Regions from separate parts of the Mus musculus genome. Here region 1 is linked to region 2. A link is a loop called in an ENCODE intact Hi-C map of the cell type or tissue named here. Cell type or tissue: heart. All regions are shown on one strand. Each heading gives the region's core, and the rest is flanking DNA. Links, peaks and the distances in the headings are about the cores only.

Region 1 (10,658 bases), core at 795-8,794, 75 kb after region 2:
CCTGGAGTAATGGGAAAACTACTTAGAACCAAAACAAAATGGAGCGAAGGAAAGGCAGAAAGAAAATTAAATGTCCAGTGAAGCACATGAGCCTAAGGAAGAACGACTCTAGGGAAATGGCCAAACAGTAAGCAAGGATGTGAGTTACATAGATGTTCACTACACACCATGAGCAGTAGGGCAGGTGCAACTGTTCATGTCCACAACCCTAGTGCTGTGGAAGAAATGCAGACATTTGGAGCTTACTGGCCACACAGTTGACCAATCAGAGAGCTCTGAGTTCAGTAAAAGACTCTGTCTCTGTCACAAAAGAAGAAGGATAGTGGAAGATACCCAGTGTCAAACAATGTCAAACTCCAGGATGCACACACACACACACACACACACACACACACACACCTATATAAACACATACACACATGCACACACAAAACATATGCATGTGCACATACATATACACATATGCACACACACACGAACATGTACACACATGCACATACACACAACACTTACAGAGAGATGGGGATGAGAGGCAGATCGAGAGAGAGAATCAAAATAAAACATATGTGTGTATATATACATAAATATGTTTATATAGTTTTATTAATTAGAAATCTTAGATGAGTTTTGTGAACTGAAGTCCAGGTTCACCAGGGCCAGTTATACCTGTGAAGACTGCATGGGAGAAATCACTCCTTGCCTCCCACCTTCTAGAGTTTTCCAGCATCCCTTAGCTCCTGGCTGCATTACTCTTCCAGTGTCCTTGGCGACCTCTTCTACTTCCTCTACCTCTACTTCATCCTGAGCCTCACCCACTACGAGAAGTGCTGGGCTAACTTCCCCAACCCCAGCATCCACACTCACATGCCAAAGTCTCTTTTGTCACATAAAGAGCAAGGATGTCTTCTAGGGATTAGGACGTATGGACATATGTGGGAGCCATTATTCAGCCTTCCACACTTTCCAGAGGCTTCTGTTCCTTAGATGCAGTGGCTCTGTCAATACCACAGCGGTCAAAACAATAGAAGCTTGGCAGGGCAGGGGAGCAACTGCTGTCTTCACTAGGAACATCAGGTCCTAAGGAAAGATCCAAAGCAACAAACAGCAAGCTGCCAGGGCCCAGTAGGCAAGGAGAGAGACCTTTCCTACGCCTGGGTGGGAGGAGCCTTCAGCTTCACCAGGTCAAACCCTGAGCCTGTCACAACTTGTAACCAGAAATCACAAGAGTTTACACTTTCCGAGATTTAGTAATAAGAATCTCATTTTAAATAGTTAAATAGGATGCCCCAGACTTCTTACAGCTCTGCTTCACACACCTGAATGTCTTCCACCAACTAAGTACCTTATAGCCCATCTGGAGACAAGGGGAACAAGACCTTGAGCACAATCCCAACATTAAAATCATAAGACTGATGGAAAACTTCTTGCAACGCTCAAATGAGCCTGGGGGGTGGGGGAATACCAGAGACAGTCCTGTCCACTTCTGTAAGAACCTGCTTTGAGAAGATAGCCCCTACCTAGAAGAGGTGCATCTTCTCTCCTCAGCTCATGTCTCTTGAGCGCCCCCTACAGCTCCATAGCAGAATATGCAGGTACAATGCTAACCTCAACTCCCGCAGCAATAGAAGTTGACATTCATTGCCCACATCCTTGTTTTACTTCACCTTTTATCACCTCACAGTGCATTTCCTCTTGCAAACAATGTTACAGAGTGTGCACTATTCTGAGTCCCTCTCTACAAGTGTGGAAATAGATGCCATGCACAGATGTGTGACCCAGCCATACACACGGTGTGCTGCTGGCTATCCCAGCAGTGGGTGGCACGGACGACTTAGACCATTATCCTAACGCATGGAAACCGCACTGCCACAGGCGCACAGATATGGGAAAATCCAAAGAGGTCGCTGAATGATTCAACCCGGGTAAATGCCCCCTCGGGACATACTTAAACCACACCAAGGTGGTACAGAGGGGACAGGGCAATGGGAAATACTCTGCCTAAGGGGCTCTGTCCCACCTGACTAGGAATGACATTTCGTGTGTCCTACTTCAGATCCTTTGATGACATGGAAAAGCAAGTCATCTGCTTTCACAGCACTGCACCGTGCTCTCCAGAGAAACCCTAAACCACACCCTCAACCATAACTTTTTAGAAGACATATTTTATTTTAAATTATGAGTATTTCTGTATGTGTCTATAGGGTGGGTGTATGCACATAACTGCAGTTGACCATGGACACCAGCAGAGGGCGTCAGATCCTTGGGAGCTGGCTGTTACCCACCACGTGCAGGCAGCAGATGTTTTAAACCACTAAACTTCTTTCTCTCCATCCTTTTAGCCTTTCTTCTAACAAAACATAACCATTAAAATATGGCCACAGAAGAACACTGTAAAACGGGATAAAGGGGATGATGTCCCTCACTAATCAGTTGTGTGTGAGCCACAGAATTGATGGGGTACTGAAAAAGGCTTAAAGGCAGTAAATCCAAGAGACTACAGCAAGAGGAGCACACACCCCCGCTTCATTTACCCAGAGTATAGATTTTCATCCATGCCTGCATGCTTGTTTAACCGACTTAAGCCTTTAAGTACTAGGCTGTCTGCTAAGATCGTGAGGGTGCACAGACCACAGCCAGAAGTGAAATCCTCAGGGAAGTGTTGTCTTGTTCTAAGTCACATAAGACGTTGCACGGGATTAGCAGCCACCCTCAGGACACGGTATTAACTGAAATGTTCCCTGCATTTTTAGGTCGGGGGCCCACACACTTCTTGGCTGAATCCAACCGCAAACATATTTGTCTGGATCTCACTTTGTTATAAACCAAAGGGTTGTGGAAGAAATCTGGACGCCCCAGCTATCTTGAAATACAAGAAGGCCCAGCAATCCAGGACTTGCATTTCCATTTAGCAGTGACAAACTGGAGTCAGGCAGGAACTGTTCTTAGTGGAGGGAAATCGAGGGTCCACCTTGTTGCCCTCTGTACCACTCCCCATCGTTTCCTTGGCAAACCCAGCAAACTCCCTTAGCTGTAAACAATAGACAAGTAAGAGTGCAATCCATGAGCTCAGCTTCTCAGGTTGGATGGAAAAGACAAGAGCCTAGAGAAATGGTTCCCAATCTATGGGTTGTGATCACTTTGGGTCACATGGGTCTCCTAAGGCCATCAGAAAACACAGGTATTGACATCATGATTCATAACAGTAGTAAGCTTAGTTATGACATAGCAATGAAATAATTTTATGGTTGGGGGTCTCCACAACATGAGGAAGAGTATTAAAGCGTCACAGCATTAGGACAGGACACTTCTCTAGAGAGAGATCCACACAATAGCGGGGTGTGTTAACAGTGAATCCAGAATAGTTATTTAGTTAAGCTAGTGTGGGAATCAGACTCTTCCTGAGTTCTAACATATAGCTTCTCCTGGACAGCCACTCTAGTCGGGAAAGACAGGGTCCACCCAAGCCCCCAAGTCACCAGTAGTGAACGGGCCCACACGGTATCAAGTTCCTGCTCTAGATCCAGAGAGGATCCCAGATCTTTGAGCTTTCCTTACAGAGAAGCCAACCACAATACCATCTGTATAAGATTCTCTAGTGCAGCATTAACACTGATCCTACATCTTACATGGACTAGAATACTATTCCTATGCAAAGACAGGCATACCCAGCATTCTCGGTGGCCCATTCTATTACCTGCAGAAGACCAGAGACCGTAAAGATCATTCGTGTCAGCAGCCACCAGGATCCTGTCCAGGAAGCCATGGGGTCCAATATCATAGGAGTCTCCCTCACAGCCTACGAAAGAAAAGACAAAAAGAAAATGCCTCGTTTGCAACTAGCTCTGGCTCCAGAGGCAGAATCTGTAAGCTAAGGAGCCAATCAGAAGGCAGGGACCCTGAAGCCCAAGCAGTGTCTTAGAAACGTTTGTGTTGGCCCAGGATGGGATTGTCTGCTGCAGAATGAAGGCAATATGGGGCTCCCTTTAGGATGAGTCCCCCAAGATCAAAAAGGGGAACGGAGACTGCCTCCAGTCAGCAATTCACCCATCCCTCCAGTGCTCCAGCAGTAGGGACAACCCTGCCCCAGACACCTCCTAGCCTGTTTGTCAGCACCAGAGTGTGGCTTTTGGGGGCGGGGGGGGGGCTGGGGGTTGTGGGGAGGACCAGCCTAAAGCCAAGAGTTAGGGCACCTGCCAGCTTTAATTCCTTGAGGCAAAAATGAGTCTGAAGCCAATTAAACTAGACCAGAGAGGGAAGAACCCTGCCTAAGGGCACACAGCTAAACAGAGTCTAGGATAGGAACGCAGATTGGATAGTTAGAGGAATTTCTCACTAGATGATAGAATGCCTTCTGCTTCCAGACCTGCCTTTAAGAGAATTCTGGGGGCCACAGTCTTGCGGAGTGTAATCTCTTAAAGGTGAGGAAGAAGTAAGCCCAGGAGGGCTACGAGGACCGTTTTCCCCAATGTGTTTTCCTGTCAGTTTACAGGGAACTCAGTTTGAGCGGAGACTGGAAAAGCCGAGGTCACACTCGACTCCCGCTTCGCCTCGCGGGCGCCTTGGCGGTGTCGGTGTCCGGGGGCGGGTCGGTGGCTTCTCTCCATCTGGAGAAAGCATTAAGGCCTGGCTTAATGCGATCCGCAAATGTGCTGCTGTTTCCGACCTGAGGCGGCGACTCTGGGACGAAGGGAGGCGGCCAGGGCTGGGCCCCAGGACCACGCGCCCCTCTCCGCTGGCTCGCACACTTCAGCGCCCGCCACCCTCACGCCTCCTTTCCCTGGCGTGCGTCTCCTCTCGTTTCTCTGCGCTTCAAGCATGCGAACCTCACTCAGTAGCCAAACCTCCGGACCTTCAAACACTGCAAGCTAAGATCAGCCCGTAGTCCGCTGACCCCGCAGGGTATCCCCCATCATCCAGAGCACCCCTCGCTCGCAGAGGACCAGGAAAGGTTCTGTCCAACATTCCCGGATCCTGTAGCGCGCCTGCCTGGAGCTGTCTAAGCCCCATAGGGCAGTGCTCAACCAAGACCTTATTTTCCAGTAGCGTTCCCATCAACTTGCTCCACCTTACCATCCTCAGAGAGATGAATCCCTGGATCCCCCGCGGGTGTTTCCAATCCGGAGTCGCAGCAGCGTCTGACGGTGCAAGGAGGGATGCGCGCTGCGAGACAGTGGCGAGCAGCGCCGACTCGGCGACACCTCGTGCGGAGCGCGGGATCCCGACGGTCCCCGACGCCGGCCTCCAGCTCGCGCCGCCGCCAAAGTTAAATGGGGCTGGGACGCGGCCGCCCCGCCTGTCCCGCCCCTCCGGGCGCGCGGAGCGCAGTGCTGGCCCCGACCCAGGGGCGGAGGGCGCGCGCCGCCACCTGCGCCGCCCGTCCCGCAAGTGCGCGCCGCGTCTAGGGTACCGTCAGTCCCTCCCGCCCTGCGTCCTCTGCCCTAACCCAGGGGCGCTGGGAACGCGGGGACAAGCGGGCCACCGAGCCGCAGCCAGGCGGCTCGGAGCGCTCGGGGCCGCCGCGGCCACGGCGAGACTCCGCTGGAACGCTTCTCCGCCCGCTTCCTGGAAGCCACTCCTTGCCCTGGGCCTGCAGCCAGGCCTGGTGCCAGGAGCTCCGGCTGCCGCCGGCGGCAGCGCGCTCTGGGGAGGCGTCCGCTGCGCCACGGGCCAGCCAGGCCAGCCAGACCAGTGCGAGGATGCCACCCTCTCCCAGCACCACCGCCAGACCCCGGGGACCTCAGCTGTTAAGTAATACCCTGCAGAGGCTGCCCAGAGTCTACCCACTCCTGCTGGTAGCCTTAGGAGCTTGACCATCACCCATTCAAACAGCCCCTGCGGTCTTGGTATAATTGGGGACCATGGATGACCCAGCAGGGACACCTAAACCTGAGACCTAGAGTCCCTGGTAGGAAACAGGTTTGGGTCCCACAGAAGTCCAGACCTGTCAGGAAATAAATACAGCTACAGCCCCGGGGCCTAGAGGTTTGGAAGAGAGGTGTCCCAGTCATGAATGGAGGAGGGTTGAGGGCACCTTGAGCACTTCTGAAGGAAAGAAAAGCCATGGAAGAGACATGGGGGCTTGGCTTCATCTCAGCAATAGGAGTCAAGGGCCAGGTGTTCCATTTAAGGCACCATTGTGCCTCCCGTATTGCTGCTCCCTTGAGTGATGCCACTTTGTCAAGTGGTATGTGTAGCCAGCCTTCCCAAAAGCAGTCGTTCCTAGAGTTATCTTAAGTCCTCGGGGAGTAGCTTTTCATGATGATCAGAGAGGCCAGGTCTGGAACTGGTTCCTAGGTACCTATTTCTCGCTAGAGTCTGAAACATTTGCATCCAAAGTTGCTCTCTTGCCTAGTGAACTGAAGGCTGGTATGTTCCAGATTCTTTTATGGCATTGCCAAGAGTTCCCCCCACGTGTTTTCCTATTCTCTCCTTCCCTGATCAGATGGCCTCCTCTGACCAGGAAAAGGGCCTTGTCAAGACTGTCTCTCCACTCCAGAGAGGGAAACGGCTGGAAACCTATGGAAAATGAGCAGGTGGTGCATGGGAAGAGATTCAGGAGGAACCAAGAAGGGAGGACAGAGCTAGACCATGACTAGCTCACCTGCAGACCACTGAGTCTCTCTGTTCACCCTAGTTTAGCTCTGGAAAGTGGGGCAGATAATACACATATGGATACTGGGCTATTACTCTGATGGGGATTATGCAGGATTAGGTTCCCATGAGCCTCTGGTTATGTTTTGACAGCCACTTGGCACACTGCCTTATTTTGTATGCCTTTCCGTGTAAAAGCACCTTGTCTAACACATGTTCATTCATTCTCCCTGAGCTCCTGGCACCAGCACCTGTCAACTCTCCTAACAAGGGACTGCTCTCTAGCTGTTCACATACACATCCCAGCCTCTTGGTCCTTGGGGAGACAGAGCCAGCACTGTGCTCAAGGGTTGCCTCAAACAATGTAATCAACAACAAAATGTTGCATAGAGGACATTTAGGATAATGGTTTACCGAATAAGAACTGAACAGACCCAAGAAGAGCAAGGAAGTCTTGTGGGACCTTAGCAGTGAGTGTGGGCACTAACTGACTCCAAATGTTCACTGGCCTTCAGATGACTTCGAAAGCGTCCTGTGCTTTGATGGTATGGTGACAGGTGATGATTATATGATGATATGACAGATGAGAAGGATCCGTGGTGTGTGTGTCTACATCAGTGCATTAGGAGAGAAACAGCCATGCTAACACTTCAGAACACACCATGTGGTACTTTGAACGAGAATGTTGCCATACGGTCATGTTGAATCCCTAGTCCTCAGTTGGTAAACTGTTTGAGGACGAGGAGAGGCGGCCATGTTGGAGGAACAGCGTCACTGGAAGGGGGTTTGAGGTTTTCAAAAACACAAGTGATCTCCCATGGCTCTCTCCTGCTGCTGCCTGTGGATTCAGATGTAGAACTCTCAGCTCTTTCTCTAGCACTGTGTCTGCCTGCGTACTGCCATGTTACCCACCATGATGATAATGAGCTAACCCTCTGAAACTGTAAGCCAGTCCACAATTCAATGCTTTCCTTTGTAAGAGTTGCCTTGACCTTGGTGTCTCTTCAGAGCAATTAAACAGTAACTAGGACACAGCACCAGAATCTATTCTAGGCATTTCTTAGGAATTGCTAATTCAGCCTTCAGCACAGCTTATTGGATGGCATATTGGTTTGACCTGACATAAAACACTTAAGAGGAGAAAAGATTTCTTTTGGCTCACAATTTCAAGTGTGTCAGTTCATTGCAGCAGGGCAGACATGGTAAATCAGAGAGCAGTTCACATCTTGGTGGCCGGAAAGCAGAGAAAGGAAAAAGCATCTGAGACCTGCTAAATAATCCTCAAAGTTACAGCCTCAGTGACCTACCGCGTCCAGGTAGATTCCACTTTCCAAAGTTTCTAGCACCTACCAAAATAGCACCGTGGGCTGGGCAGCACGCACCCCAGGCATGAAGCTCTGGGAGACACTTCACATCCAAACCATAACAAGTACGTGTTTTTATATTCCTGTGTTACAAATGAGACACATAAGTAGAAAGATTTAAGCCCCATATGTTCTCAGCCACTAGACTGATGTCTCAAATCATTCACATTCTAAACCTAGCCTTATAGCATCGTAAAATCGATTGGAAAACTTGCATGAATATTCAAGAAGAAATGGAGAATTCAAAGAACTATTGTGTTTGTGCCTTGGCAGCTGCGTCAGCCTCAGCTCCCCCTGTGTGCAACAGAGGAAGGCCTTGAGCAAGATGCCTCTGGAGTTGGGGACATTGCTGGGAATTTTTAAGTGGCTCTACTCTTAGGTATTAATGTCTCCACAGAACTTCCTGTCTCATTTTCCTTTAGGCACTTTTGATTCCTGAGCCAGCCTCCAAGGAATGCCTCACACTGTAAACAGGGGCCAGAAGAGAGTCTTTATTTCTTCAGGTTCCATCTAGAGTCAGGCTGTTCCTACAAAGAGCTCGCTGAGGGTGAGACATTAGAAAGGGAAATGCCTCCCACCCTCTTACGGAAGGTCTGCTACTCTGAGAATTCCGGAATGTCGACCCATCTCATGTGGGCGGCTAGGGTGCTGTGAATGGGAATGGCGATACATTATAAAGGACAAGTGCCCCCCCCCCCAATAGGCTATCTGTACCTCAGAGATGTCCCATGGAATGATCTTAATGGTCAACTTGACCGGATTCAAAACCACCTAGGATATTATCAAGCAAATGTCCGTCATGGTATCTACAGAGGTGGCTAAATTCTGATGAGTCTAACCTGAAGAATGCATTAATCCCTTGATGGAGTCATAACACAAAGGCATAATTGGGATATGTTGAAAGGCAGAAGGTGGACCTACCTAGAGAACATAGGTTACTGGGCTATATCTTTCCCTGGGCCCTATTCCTGTATCCCCTTTTCTTGGCTTCCTGGCTGCTGTGGTGTGAAACTGCTCTGTTTTCTCACACCCTTGCCACCATGATGGAATGACATCCCTCAGACTATGAGTCAGAATAAATCTCCTCTACTCTTGTCCCTATATCTGGACACAGCTACATAAAAGGAATTGCTGTGTCAGATTGATGGGCTGGGCCATTCATTAGCCCTTCTTGTTACTCTGAGCACATGCAGACGGTACCTTCCCTCAGTCACACGCTTCCCTCTCAGGCTTCAAGTCCTCCCTTGGTACCTGACCCACATGTTTAAGGAAGATGTTGTCAAAGGCATGGGTTGGGGAGATAGGAGTGTGGGAAGGACAGAAATTAGGGAATCCTGAGGGAATCTGAATGACCTGACCATCGTGTGAACTCCGCACCTGATCCATCATTAGTTTCTAGGTCAGCCTTTTTCTTCTATCTCCTAGACTTTCTTCTCTTGAGAAGCCACACTACCTGCGGACAAGGAGTTACAAGCTGACTTCCCTGAAAGCTCTGGGAAATCAAGCTCTGTTTACTACTAAAATACACCTTCTTAGCTTCCTGGTCTCTGCCACCTGTCCCAAGGTCTGCTTCTGCCTGCAGGAATTTCATACTTTCCTACTCCTCCTGTCTGGAAATATGATGAAGTCTTTAGGAGCTGTAGACATGAGGTGGGCAGGATGGTAACATCTCCCCACATCCCACACTTGCTGATAAAGGGAGCAGGCAGCTTCCTGCTCTTCCCACCATGCTGTGACTTCCCAGCCACTGTAGGGTCTGTTCCCCTGGAACTGTAAGCCAAAATGACTCTAAGTTTCTGTTGGTCATGGTGTTTTATCACAGCAATCGAGTACCTAATACAGAGTTCCCATGAAGAAGCCATTATGGCAAGCTACGGTGAATCCTGGGTTGATGTGGTGATCCCAAGATCTTGAACACACCAGGATCTTGAGTCATTTGGCAAGGAAAGCTACAAACAGGAAGTGAAACCAGATAGAGTGAGGGCTTACGAGCAACAAAACTGGAGGGGTGGAGCCGTCTAAGTCATTTAAAGCTGAAGCCTCAGATACTAGACGTGGAGCTGCAGGGTTTGGTTATTTACCTGCGGGTGTGGGACTTGTTCTGCTCTTTTCTTTTAGAATAGAAATTTATACTCTGTGCCATTTGCATCAGGTCAGTTAAGAGATTGCTTAAGAGACTTTGGACCTTGGAACAGTGTTGAGATTATAAGACTGTTGGAACTTTTGCAATTGTATTAAATGTGTTTAGCATCATGAACTTGCCATGAGCCTATGGGGGCCAAGGAGCTAAATGCAGTAGTTTAAATGAGAAATGTCCCCCGTGGGCTCCTATGTTTGAACACTTGGTCCCCAGTTGGTGGTACTGTTAGTGAGTGGTGTTGTGGAACTTGTAAGAGATACAGCCTTGCTAGAAGTACATCACTGGCAGCTGGCTTTGAGCATCTATAACTTCACCTCAGCTGACTCTCATTCTCTGACTCTGTCTGTGTCTGTGTCTCTCTCTCTCTCTCTCTCTCTCTCTCTCTCTCTCTCTCTCTCTCTCTCCCTCCGCCCCTCCCTCTCTCCCTCTCCCCCTCCTCCTCTCCCTCTCTTTCCTTTCTGTGTGTATGTAAAAACATGTGATCAGCCAAATTTCTGCTCCTGCAGCTCTGTCATGCCTTCCCCACTATTACGGACTCCATCCCTCTGGAATAGTAGACTGAA
Region 2 (10,658 bases), core at 1,234-9,233:
TATAGTCATCAAAAATGTATAGACTGGACACTGGTCTCTGGTAAGGTTGACTGTATCTATCTTCAAAATTTGGAGTTACACTAGCCACATCTGAAGCACTTGTTAAGCTTTGTGGTCATGGCCACTGTACCAACGGCGACTGTACCAATGGCCACTGTAGTAGGCAAAGCAAATCTATGATTAATGCAAGTTCTATTGGACCAATGGCATAAGTCACTGTTGGAAAAATGAAAAACTTTCACAAAGTTGAAAGTAAAGTCAAGAAAAGAGGGTTTACATGAATGTATATGTGCGTGTTTACATAAGAACAAAACGTGGACATACACTACAACTGTACATTAAATTAATCAAATTATACATTTGGTAAACTTTGAAAATACCCAGTACAGATTTTTTTAAAGGAACTTTAACAGTTTCAAAGACACCAGAGAATAAATTAAGATACAATGTTTTCTATACAACAAAGTATCAAATATAAATAAAATGATATGGCTAGATAAAAAATATGAACATAATAAACAAGGATTAAAAATTAAGAAAATTAAAAGAAACATAAATACAACAGGGCATAGGCTCTTTTCAGAATTTTTATAGCCTTGTGCTCCGTGCCACTGGCTCAGTTTTCTACAACATAATTCTCTGCCTTGCTTCTGGTGGGGGCTAAGCCCTTTACTGCATCGTTTGTGTACAACCTCTCCTTAACTTTATCTCCTTTATTTATTGGGACATACTATTGGTCCATCTTTATGAGGTACATTATGGTAATCCAATATATACATACAACGTGGAATGACCAAATCAAGCCTAGAGACATCCGCAACCCTCCAATAATTAATCATTTTTATGGGTTATGAATTCTACACTCTTCTGGTCATTTTGAAATGTATTCTCCCACTTTGTTGTTTTGGACACTCAGTGTTTCTGATTTCATTGGTAGCCCAAACAAATGTCAATTAGAATGTTCTATCCCCTCCTAAGCTTTATCTCCTTGGCTATGGTTTTTTTTTTTTTTAATAGAATGCAGAATATCTTAACAGTTCTACTACTACTATTATTATTAATGAATTTCACTCCCCCACAGAAAGAAAAATCTATTCTGGGATTTTATTTGTCCTCCAGGTATTTTTTACTGAGAGGCTGGAAGCCTATCACCCAGGAACCCTCAGCAATTTCTTTATACCCAGGAGGAGTGGCTAATCAGGAATACGTGTTGAATCGAGATGGATCACCTCTGCAAATTCTCCTTTATGTTTATTGCCAATGCTGCCCTAATACACAAGGTTTCTGCATATAGCTATCTGTTGACCAAAGTCTCCACACCTTGTATGGTCATTTTCCCCAGCAACCATCCACCTTCATGGAAAAAAATCCAAGCACTCTGGCAGAGATCCACAGAAGAGTAAAGCACAATGTCCACAGGGTATGTGTGATCATGTCCCCCATGACTGATTTACCTAGACCACTGGCTTCCAATTCTAGCTCACATTAGCCAGCAACGCTCCAAATTGAACCATGTCCATCTCTGTCACTGAGATCCCATTTCAAGATCAGTGTGTTTGGCCTTGCTTCTAATCTGTATATGACTCCAACACTTGGATAAGTCCACGTGTTTGGGCTTCTCTTTGTCCATCATAAAACAGTTATCAAATTTCTAGAAGCTTTAAAATTCTATTCGTCAATACCTTGAAGCTACAATCCAAGATCACCTAGCTAACACAGTCCACTAAGGCCTCATCCTGAAAGTCTCATCTCCATTGTCATTTCCTCTGAGAAACCTCATCTCCTTTAGAGAAAAACAACAACAACAACAAAACCGTAACCATCTGGTCCCTGTCTTTCCGGTTGACTTCCCAAAAGCTTAATGAAGTTTGGGCTTTGTCTGGTTTTACTTGCTAGGACATTTCCAAGATGTACCACAGTGGCTGCCATAGGAAGCATCTGGTGAGAATATTTATAAATGGAGACATGAATCTATTATGTAATAAATAAACACAAATATAGTTAGACACTTTCAAAAATAAGTAGAATGGTCAATGGAACAAGGATTTAAAACTTCTCTGATACAGAAAAATTTCTCTATGAATCATTTTAGTTTGTTAGTATGTCTTTAATTGAAATAAAATTACATCACTCTCTCTCCTCCCTCTCATTCCTCCAGCTTCCCCCACCTACCCACTTTGAACCTCTCCCAAGCCCCTTTTCCCCAAGCCTCTTTTTCCTTATAATATTTACACACATCACTATATATGCATAAGTGTATATACATATAAGCATGTGCATATACATATACACATATATACATACATAATGTATGTTCATTCACAAATATATAAATATAACTTGCTGAGTCCTTTGTGGTTTGTGTTTATATCCCCAAAACTACATCTACATCAGAAGTCCTGTATCTAAGACTCAGAAAACATCAAGGAAGAGGCGATAGAAAGATTGTAAGATGAGAATCAGAACACCAGGAAATCTGCTGTGAAACTCTTCCCTAGAAATGGATACATATGGAACAACAGCAGCATCAGTAGTCATGCCGATGTAAAGCAGGGAAAATGTCTCTAGACCCTAACTCTGAACAAAGAGCTACCACCAACTAATGACTGCGGGGGGGGGGGGGAGTTAGCCCCCTCAGGGTAAGCCCCTTATTGGTTATCCAATGCAGAGCCATCAGCCCTGAGATTATATAAAGTCATTTTTAAACAGAAAAATAACCAGAGTTCTGAGAAATCAGCTTATCTCTCTTATTTTTGTCCCTCTTTTGTTTTTGGTCCCATATCAGGTTTTGGTTATGGGTTTGCCATCACCCGATGGCACAGAATTCACGTAAGAGAAAAAGTGTACCTTACTTCAGTCTTTACCAAGTCTGGCCTCACACTGGTTCCTTTCTTCATTGCCAGGGTTAATCCTCTTTTCATTACTATTTAAGCAGAAGCTTAGGTGAAGACATTCCATCTTTGAGCAATAAGAAAAGCTAATTTTGTCTTCCTTGTAGCTGGGTTGAGTTACCGGATATGTTGTAATTGATTAAGAAACAAAACCCTCAGGCTTGTAATAGCTGATACATGATTCTCGTTCAGCTTGAATCTATAATCCATTGGCTACAAACTTTATGTGGAAATATGGGAATTTGGAAGACCATGAGAGTGGAGGAATCAATTAACGTACAAATATCCAAACCAAAGTTTCCAGAAGTCTGGTTTTACACTAAACTAGCCTTCAACATCTTTTCTGAGGACACAATTCAAGGAATGCAAATGAGCAGATAACTTTAACATAAAATCACAAATTATTAGAACAGGATAGGGACTTTTAGTTAATCCTTTTTACAGATGGTAAATCAGGTCCAAGAAGAAGAAGAGCTTGGGTGGACCTTGGTTATTTCAACATGCAGTCCAGGGCTCTTTCTATCAAAAAACCAAAGTAATTACCTCCCTCCCTCTGTTTCCCTCCCTCTCCCTCTCCCCTCTCCCTCTCCCTCTCCCTCTCCCTCTCCCTCTCCCTCTCCCTCTCCCTCTCCCTCTCCCTCTCTTTCCTTCTCTCTCATCTTTTTTTTTCCTTTTCCTAGTACTGGGGATTGAAAAAAGGCCTTGCCACTATGCTACATCTCTGGCCACTTTACATCTTTCATTTACAGGCAGAGTTGACCACCAGGCTGACCTACAACCCACCTATAGTCCAAGCAGGTCTTGAACCTGTGATCTTTCTCCCTTGGCCTCCTAAGTAGCTGGGTTAACAGGCCTGCTCACTGGGCCTGGCTCCAATACTCAGTTTTATTAGTCTCTACAAGTTGCCTTCTCTTGAACTTCTTGTACTTCCTGTTCCACACATCTAAGCCAAGTGCTTCCCTATAGAACACAATTCAAACACATCACACCTACAAGATGTTCCAACTACTTAGTATGTTCTAATGTCCACAGGATAAAGTTCAAAGTCCTTTGCTTGGCAGTCAAGACCCTCTACCTTCTGCTTTATATCCACACTGACATTACCCTTGCTGTACCTAAAACATTGAAGCCATAGTATCTCAGCTGTCCTGCCCCTTGATGCTCATCCTGATGGCTGTGCATGCATTTGCTCATCTTATGCTCCCTGTGGCATAGCCTAGAATCCTCTTGAAGAGCATTCTTATTGGCTTGGCTGCAAAGTGTGCTATCAAAAGCCTTCAGCAGTCTTCCCTCTGCTGGGGTTAAGTCTGTCCCTAGAGGCATTTCTCTTAAGATTACATTCTTGTCCAATAGAAAACCTAAGATTCAATGTCCCTCCATTCAGTGCCATTTCAGCAACCACCAAGAAACAATAGCATGTATAGTGACTGACCCTTCTCTTATACTGAAGCTACGTTCAGTAAGAACTCAACATGGAGCTCTAAGTACCTGGCCATGTTGGTCTAGGTAAGGGCAACTCTACTGGCCACTGGCCTAAAGATCCTTGTATATAGGCCAAGTCTGTCTTCATAGGCTCTGAACAGTGGCTTAACATCTCCCTCTGCCCAACCTACTTCCTTCCCATCTCTCTACTAACATCAATTTCAGAGGAACACTAGCATTTGCATCTAAATTCCTGAGCATCCTTCCAGAAAAACCCAATACACAATCCTCCCTGCCTACAAGAGAACTGTTCTCATTGTCTTTTAGAGTCTTCACTCCAGGCTACTCCTGTTTGGAAGGTCTATATTACACATAGATCAATTTCTTCGAGTTCTATTAGCATGAATGACCTTGTCACATCAGTTACTCAGTTACATGAAATTACCATCACCCAATGTGTCCACACTTCTACTAAGACTGACAGTGAATGGGAAACAATCTGTGACTCAATTCTCTGTCAGCTCACACTGCATTCTCTTTCTCCAACTAGCTAGGCAGTTGTTCCCTAAGCACAGAGCACTCTACTCTCAAAGGTTCCACAAGGCAGACATTAGATTAATGGCCGGTACACCTTTGATGTGCTATCGCCTTCAGAAGGAAGGAGAGCATGTTTGCTTTTGTATGCTCAGACATAGGAGAGGAAGCAAAGAGAGCAAGGAAAACAGAAGAAAGGTTTTGTTTAAGGGGAATGACATATGAGGAGTGCTGTACAAGGTCTTTCTTTCATGCCAAAAAGACTAGAGAAGGCGCCAAGTAGACACTTGCTGAGAGCCACACTGGTGCCAGGGAGTCTGGACCTGCCAGATCCGGTGATGGCTCCACCCAAGCTGCCTTCTTCCATCTAGGATGACCCATGTTCTGAAATCAGAGCCCCTTCACCATCCTCACAGAGCCAACGAACACAACTGCCTGCTTTTGTTTCTTTCTCACAGACAGCAGTACATGTTTGGGTGACCTAGGTTTACCTTAATTAAAACAAAAGAGGGCCACATTGACTTTTACAATAAAAAGCAAACAAAAATACACCATGATCTGTGTAAGCCAAGTTTTAAATTTCGTGACACGTGAACACACTATGAACAGGAATAGAAGTCTTTCCAGGCTCCAGGAAAAGAGCTGAAAAGTTAGCCTCGGAGGACATCCCTCAGCCGGGGTCTTTTCTGAAAAGGCAAGAAGTATAGCATCCTTTCCCCTCCTGCAGTCTCGGACCCAGCCAGGTACCTGACAGGAAATCTAATGAATGGGAAATGGAAAAAACTTACAGAAGCCATCTCTCCACCAAGGAGCAAACATTCAGGAGCAGGGACACCATGGCTTTCTTGTGATGCCAAATAACAGGAAGTTTCCTCAGCACTTGTTGAAGCAAGGAAGGAAGAATCTCAGGATGAGCAGCAGAGGAAGGCAAATTAGAAAGGAGAGGGCTCAGCGGACCCAGGAAACCGGAAATGTCAGGAATGAACCCAACTGGCTGTCAGCTGAGGGACGGACGTTCAGGGACTTGCAGCCAGAGAGCAGCCAGGTGCTTCCCTGACAAAGCTTCCTTTCCAAAGCACCTATACCACATGTTCTCAGTAGCTTCCTCTTCAGCCCCATCTACTCTAGTTTCTGATAGCATCGCTGTTTTATTTGGTTTCCACATAAAGGAAGCTGGAAGGCTGCTTAGTCCTTTGACTGCCTCCCATAACAATCCATAGCAAGCTTTTACCTTACATTATGGATGACAGAAGCTCATTCCACAAGGACAGAACATTCATATTCTGCTGTATTTTTAAAAATACAGACCTCCCTTCAAACCTGAAATACACTGTTTTCATATGACACTAGCTTCAGCGTGGCACTGTCATAAATATCATCTACATTGCCCAACGTCCTTATAAAATGGTCAGGGTTTGCTGCTTACAAGTCAGGAGCATGAGCAGTGGATCTCGGCTCCTCTACCAACTCCCAAAGAGCTGGTGACTTGGGTCTTTTAGATGGCCCTTCTCCATCTGAAATTTTTTGGTGGGCAAGGCAAATTTGGCACTGAGTTTGTGGTAGACACCAATGACTGACCCTTTCCTTGTTTTAATAACAGAACCCCTGAGAAAGTGAATTGAAATTCAACACACAATAGGATTCTTGCTTCCTCAGCCTTTCTTGCAATCTGAGTGTCCTATGATTTAAGGGTTCTCGGTGACACAGAAGGGAGCAGCTGCAGTGGCTGCTTCTGGGCAAACAGTACAGCCCCTCCACACACACCCACACCCACTTGTGCCTGTTTGTGCACGCAGGTATGTGCAAGTATACATGTGTAGGGTCAACCCTGGGTGCTGCTACTCAGTAACCATCCACCTTGTGTTTTTGAGGCAGGATCTCTCACTGGCCGGGAGTTCATCAAGGTAGCTAGATTGGCTGCCCACCAAGTCCCAGAATTCTCCCTCCCTGCCTGCAGTGCTGAAGTAGCAAACACGAACCACAACACCCACCTTTTATACATGGTTCTAAGGGCTGAACTCAGGGCCTCATGCTTGCATGCTAAGTACTTTACCTACAGAACGACTTCCCCAGGCCGGAGCATCAAGTTCTTGATTAATAGAATGTATGCAATCACGGGCCCTTTTCTCCTTCCTTAGACCTCAAGTCACTTGTGGCTTGTACATCTTAGCTTTATCTGGCTCTTGAGCCTGACCCTCCTTCCTTGACAATAAGTGGCATACATGATTGTATTTATTAATGAGATTATTTTCCTAGTGACACTAGTTAATTCAAGAATTGCTTTATGCACGGTTTGTTTCATATTGTTAATGCAGATAGCCTCATACCATAAACACGTTGCTTTAGAATTATAGTAAAAAGGAGGGAATTTCCAACACCAGAGTCTTGCTAACAAACCAGTGATTGAATGTTAAAGCTATGGTCAAGGTAAGCCAGTGTGTTAGGCTTAAGGTTCCCATTGCTGTGAAGAGACACCATGACCAAGGTAACTCTTATAAAGGACATTTAATTGGGGCTGGCTTACAGGTTCCGAGGTTCAGTCCATTATCATCGAGGCAGGAAGCATGGCAGTATCCAGGCAGGCATGGTGCAGGAGGAGATGACAGTTCTACATCTTGTTCTGAAGGCGAACAGGAGAAGACTGTCTCCCACCTGACTAGGAGAAGAGTCTCAAAGCCTACTGCCACAGTGACACACTTCCTCAAACAAAGCCATACCCTACTCCAACAAGGAGTTTTTATAACATTTTACTCTACATATTTTATAACATTTTAATTGATAAATATACACAATATCTGTCAAGATTGACTTTTGAAAAAGGTTAATGTACAGAAAAAGCATTTATACCTTGTAGCCTGCCTCTGCTGGCTGTCTGGAAGGGAGAGCAGGTATGTAGTTAAGTGGAAGCCGTGAGTAGTTTATCTCCTAGATGGAAGCTTGCCTGTCTTTCTTAAAGGTGGCTAGGTGTCTGGAATACCAGTCCAGCTCCTTGGTCCCAGTGTCACACCACTGCTTACCGTTGCTATGTGGGAGAAAGTACCCTGCCACATCCTGCTGAGCTCACCCTGGCCCAGATCCTATCTGTGATGTTTAATCTTGCTTGTCAACTTTGCTGAATCTGGAACCAACTAAAAGATAAGTTTCTGGGCACAACAGAAGGGCTTTTCTTGATCAGGCTGTTTGAAGTGCCAAGACCAAACTCAACGTGGGTGTCACGAAATCAAAGGCGGTGCGGGGGAGGGGAGATCTTTGCCTCAATGCTTTTCATTTCACTGGAAAACCCGCCCATCCTGCTGCTGCTGCCCACACCACTGGCCACAACCACTGCTGCTTTGCTCATACCAGAACCCAGCCTCTTTAGGCATCCACCATGGCCTGGAGAACAGTGATCCTCCAGGAATCCTACAGGCTTTTGGGATCAAGGTGGAAGTACTCACTGAAGCATCTGGCCTTGTAAGCTGAGTCCTTGGGCTCACCAACATGAAGATAGTCATTATTGAACCTCCTATTGTATCTTGTAAGTCAGTCTAATGAATCCTTCTTTATTATATGTGTTCTTTCTCTTGATTCTGTTCTTCCAAAGAGCCTGATGAATACACACCTCCTCCTTCTCATCATGGCTCCTACCACAGAATTTTCCTGAGTATGTTGTGGATTGTTGTTATATTTTTGAGAGGTGCAATTGTATATGTGGACAACAGAAATAGTTCATAGGCTTTCATGCAAAGGTTCATGCTAAATATATCCGATAGCATGATAAATGATAAAATACAGTTTGTCATCTTTAGAACAAAATAGCACTGCTTGTTTTCTGGGAGTCAAGGGAAGTATTTGAAGTGCTTGTGAAGCCACTAGGAAGAGAGGAATGGGAGCCTGGCTTCTGCTTAACACAAGCACTGAACTCAGTGACTCTTGGTTTTTGCAGCTCAGCTCCTTGACTAGTGCACTCTTCAGATTCAGTCTCTTGAAGTCTAAGGTAGGTCAAAATCCAGTCAGCCTTAATGTTGCCATACTTGAGCCATTCTCAAAATGTTATAAGTGAGTTGTCAAATTTCGTGTCAAAATAACTGACACGGCATGGAAGGGTTGGCCTCTGACTTAGAAAGGACTCTGAAATAATAATTTTACACACCACTAGGTTTAAACCACACTGTGAAATAATGGATTTGACCACCACTACTCTCATTGGAAAAGTACATTGAGCCTCTTCCAGAAGAGGTTCTATGGTTCACCAGTACAATTACTGCCTGCCTTGAGGGTCTCTCTAGACCAAGTCCAGGGGTCTTGGTCTTAAATGTCAGGACAGCAATGCATTTCTCAAGATCCCTTCTTGCACAAGCTGGTATCAGGCCTAGGACTGTCAGCATGTCCCAGGAAGAGGAGGAGCATGGGTAAATCTTAAGTGGATTCTGAAAATATCTTCATTTCCTTGTAAATCTCCAGCTCTATCAAGAAGCTGGGTAATTTTCCCAGGACACCAGGGTTTCTCTAGAAGGAATGAGAACCTTCTTGGGAAGACGACGACACTCCTGGAAATGCCTGAGATGTGGTTCCACTTCTTTACTTCATCTACAGAGAAGTGTTGCTCCAAATCCCTGAGACTTGTGGCCTTCGTCTTTGATCACAGAAACTTTTGACATTGGTTAGGTCTGGCAAGCAGAACCAAGGAAGAGTTAGGAACCTGAATCTGGCACTGTCATCTTCTGAAAGGGATGCATTGTCCTTTCAGAGAAGGAACTCTTGCCAGGCACCAGGAACCTCGATGTGTAGCCCTGGCTGGGAGCCTGACTTTCCCTGGTTTAGCCAATACCAGGTTGGGGACAGAAATCAGATGACTGTTTCTTAAATCAATATTTTTGGTCACAAATTCTTCCCACCATCTTTAAATGTGGAATAGCGTCTACAAATCCCAATGAGCATAACAGGCAAATCAATAAAATCCTTACAATTGCTACATTCATTCAGATGCCAAAGACTTAAGATTAAAAAAAAAATAGTGCAATGACTTCTCCCTTTTAGAGAACCCACACAGATACATCTTAAACTATTGTCATAAAAATTTCTATCTGGATTTTGGGCTGAGTTCATAGTCTATATTTTACAGTTAATATATTTGAAGCTGTCAAGCCTCAGCATATAACAACCACCACACACACACAGCAGTAATAGCTTTGATGCAGAGCCTCTCTCTTCCCCTTTTGCTCAGAGGCTCACCACCCTTACCTCCAGTGAAAGGACCAACCTTTAATTAAATGTCCGCCAGCGATGTCTACTTCTCATGTACCGTTCCAGATGTCTACCCAACGGGAAGGGGGTCCCAGGCCCACTCTGTGGTTGATATCCAAGTCACTTTATGCTTTACTGGGAACTAAGCCAAGAAAATGAACTAAAGCATTCAAAATAGACATCAAAATTAATAATTTTTATTCATTTGAAATTCAGGGTCGTGTGCCTTGTTTTATGAAGTACGAGTGCTGTCAACAAACTAGAGAAGGTTCTAATATAAAGTCATTTCCCCTGTAAATTTAATCAACACTAGTTCCTGCAGACAGCAAAATCTCTTCCATCAGACAAGGCTTAGCTAGCATGGCGCAATCACTTGAAAACGCTGCCCTCCCGTGTAGTGAGCACATTACAGAGAGAGCTATTTCCCAAACCTCTAGACCCGCAAACTTTCTCTGGTGAATTTAAATGATGTTAAGTTCCATCCATGTAATGTGCACAGCCACAAAAATGCCCAAGAACAATTAGCCCCAGAATTCCAGTCACTCTTGAAGACTATGAGTCACTGTCTCCCCTCAGCAGGCTCAG

What was found. Peaks named below come from ENCODE experiments on the same cell type or tissue, not always from the same donor. Only the 100,000 strongest peaks of a DNase experiment are listed, where the experiment ranks them.
Region 1: a loop joins it to region 2, with 4 times the contacts of the local background. A loop is called at or near these places in 3 of 42 quality-filtered maps.

What each region holds. Positions count from the first base shown.
Region 1 is chr7:82,330,323-82,340,980 of GRCm38, reverse strand. It overlaps Adamtsl3 (ADAMTS-like 3), which reads right to left and starts at 5,287. Exons shown (of 30, transcript NM_001190374.1): 1 at 5,071-5,287; 2 at 3,695-3,796. The coding sequence starts at 5,073. In heart, for the core only: CTCF peaks have their summits at 1,564 (motif pointing left), 2,241 (motif pointing right), 4,670 and 5,550; DNase peaks (open chromatin) are centred at 4,630 and 5,480; H3K4me3 peaks cover 1,671 bases; H3K27ac peaks cover 664 bases; H3K27me3 peaks cover 7,029 bases.
Region 2 is chr7:82,405,663-82,416,320 of GRCm38, reverse strand. All of the region lies in intron 3 of Adamtsl3 (ADAMTS-like 3), which reads right to left. Among named protein-coding and RNA genes, the nearest start is that of Adamtsl3, 75 kb to the right of the region's middle. In heart, for the core only: no CTCF peak of the experiment used is centred there; no DNase peak of the experiment used is centred there.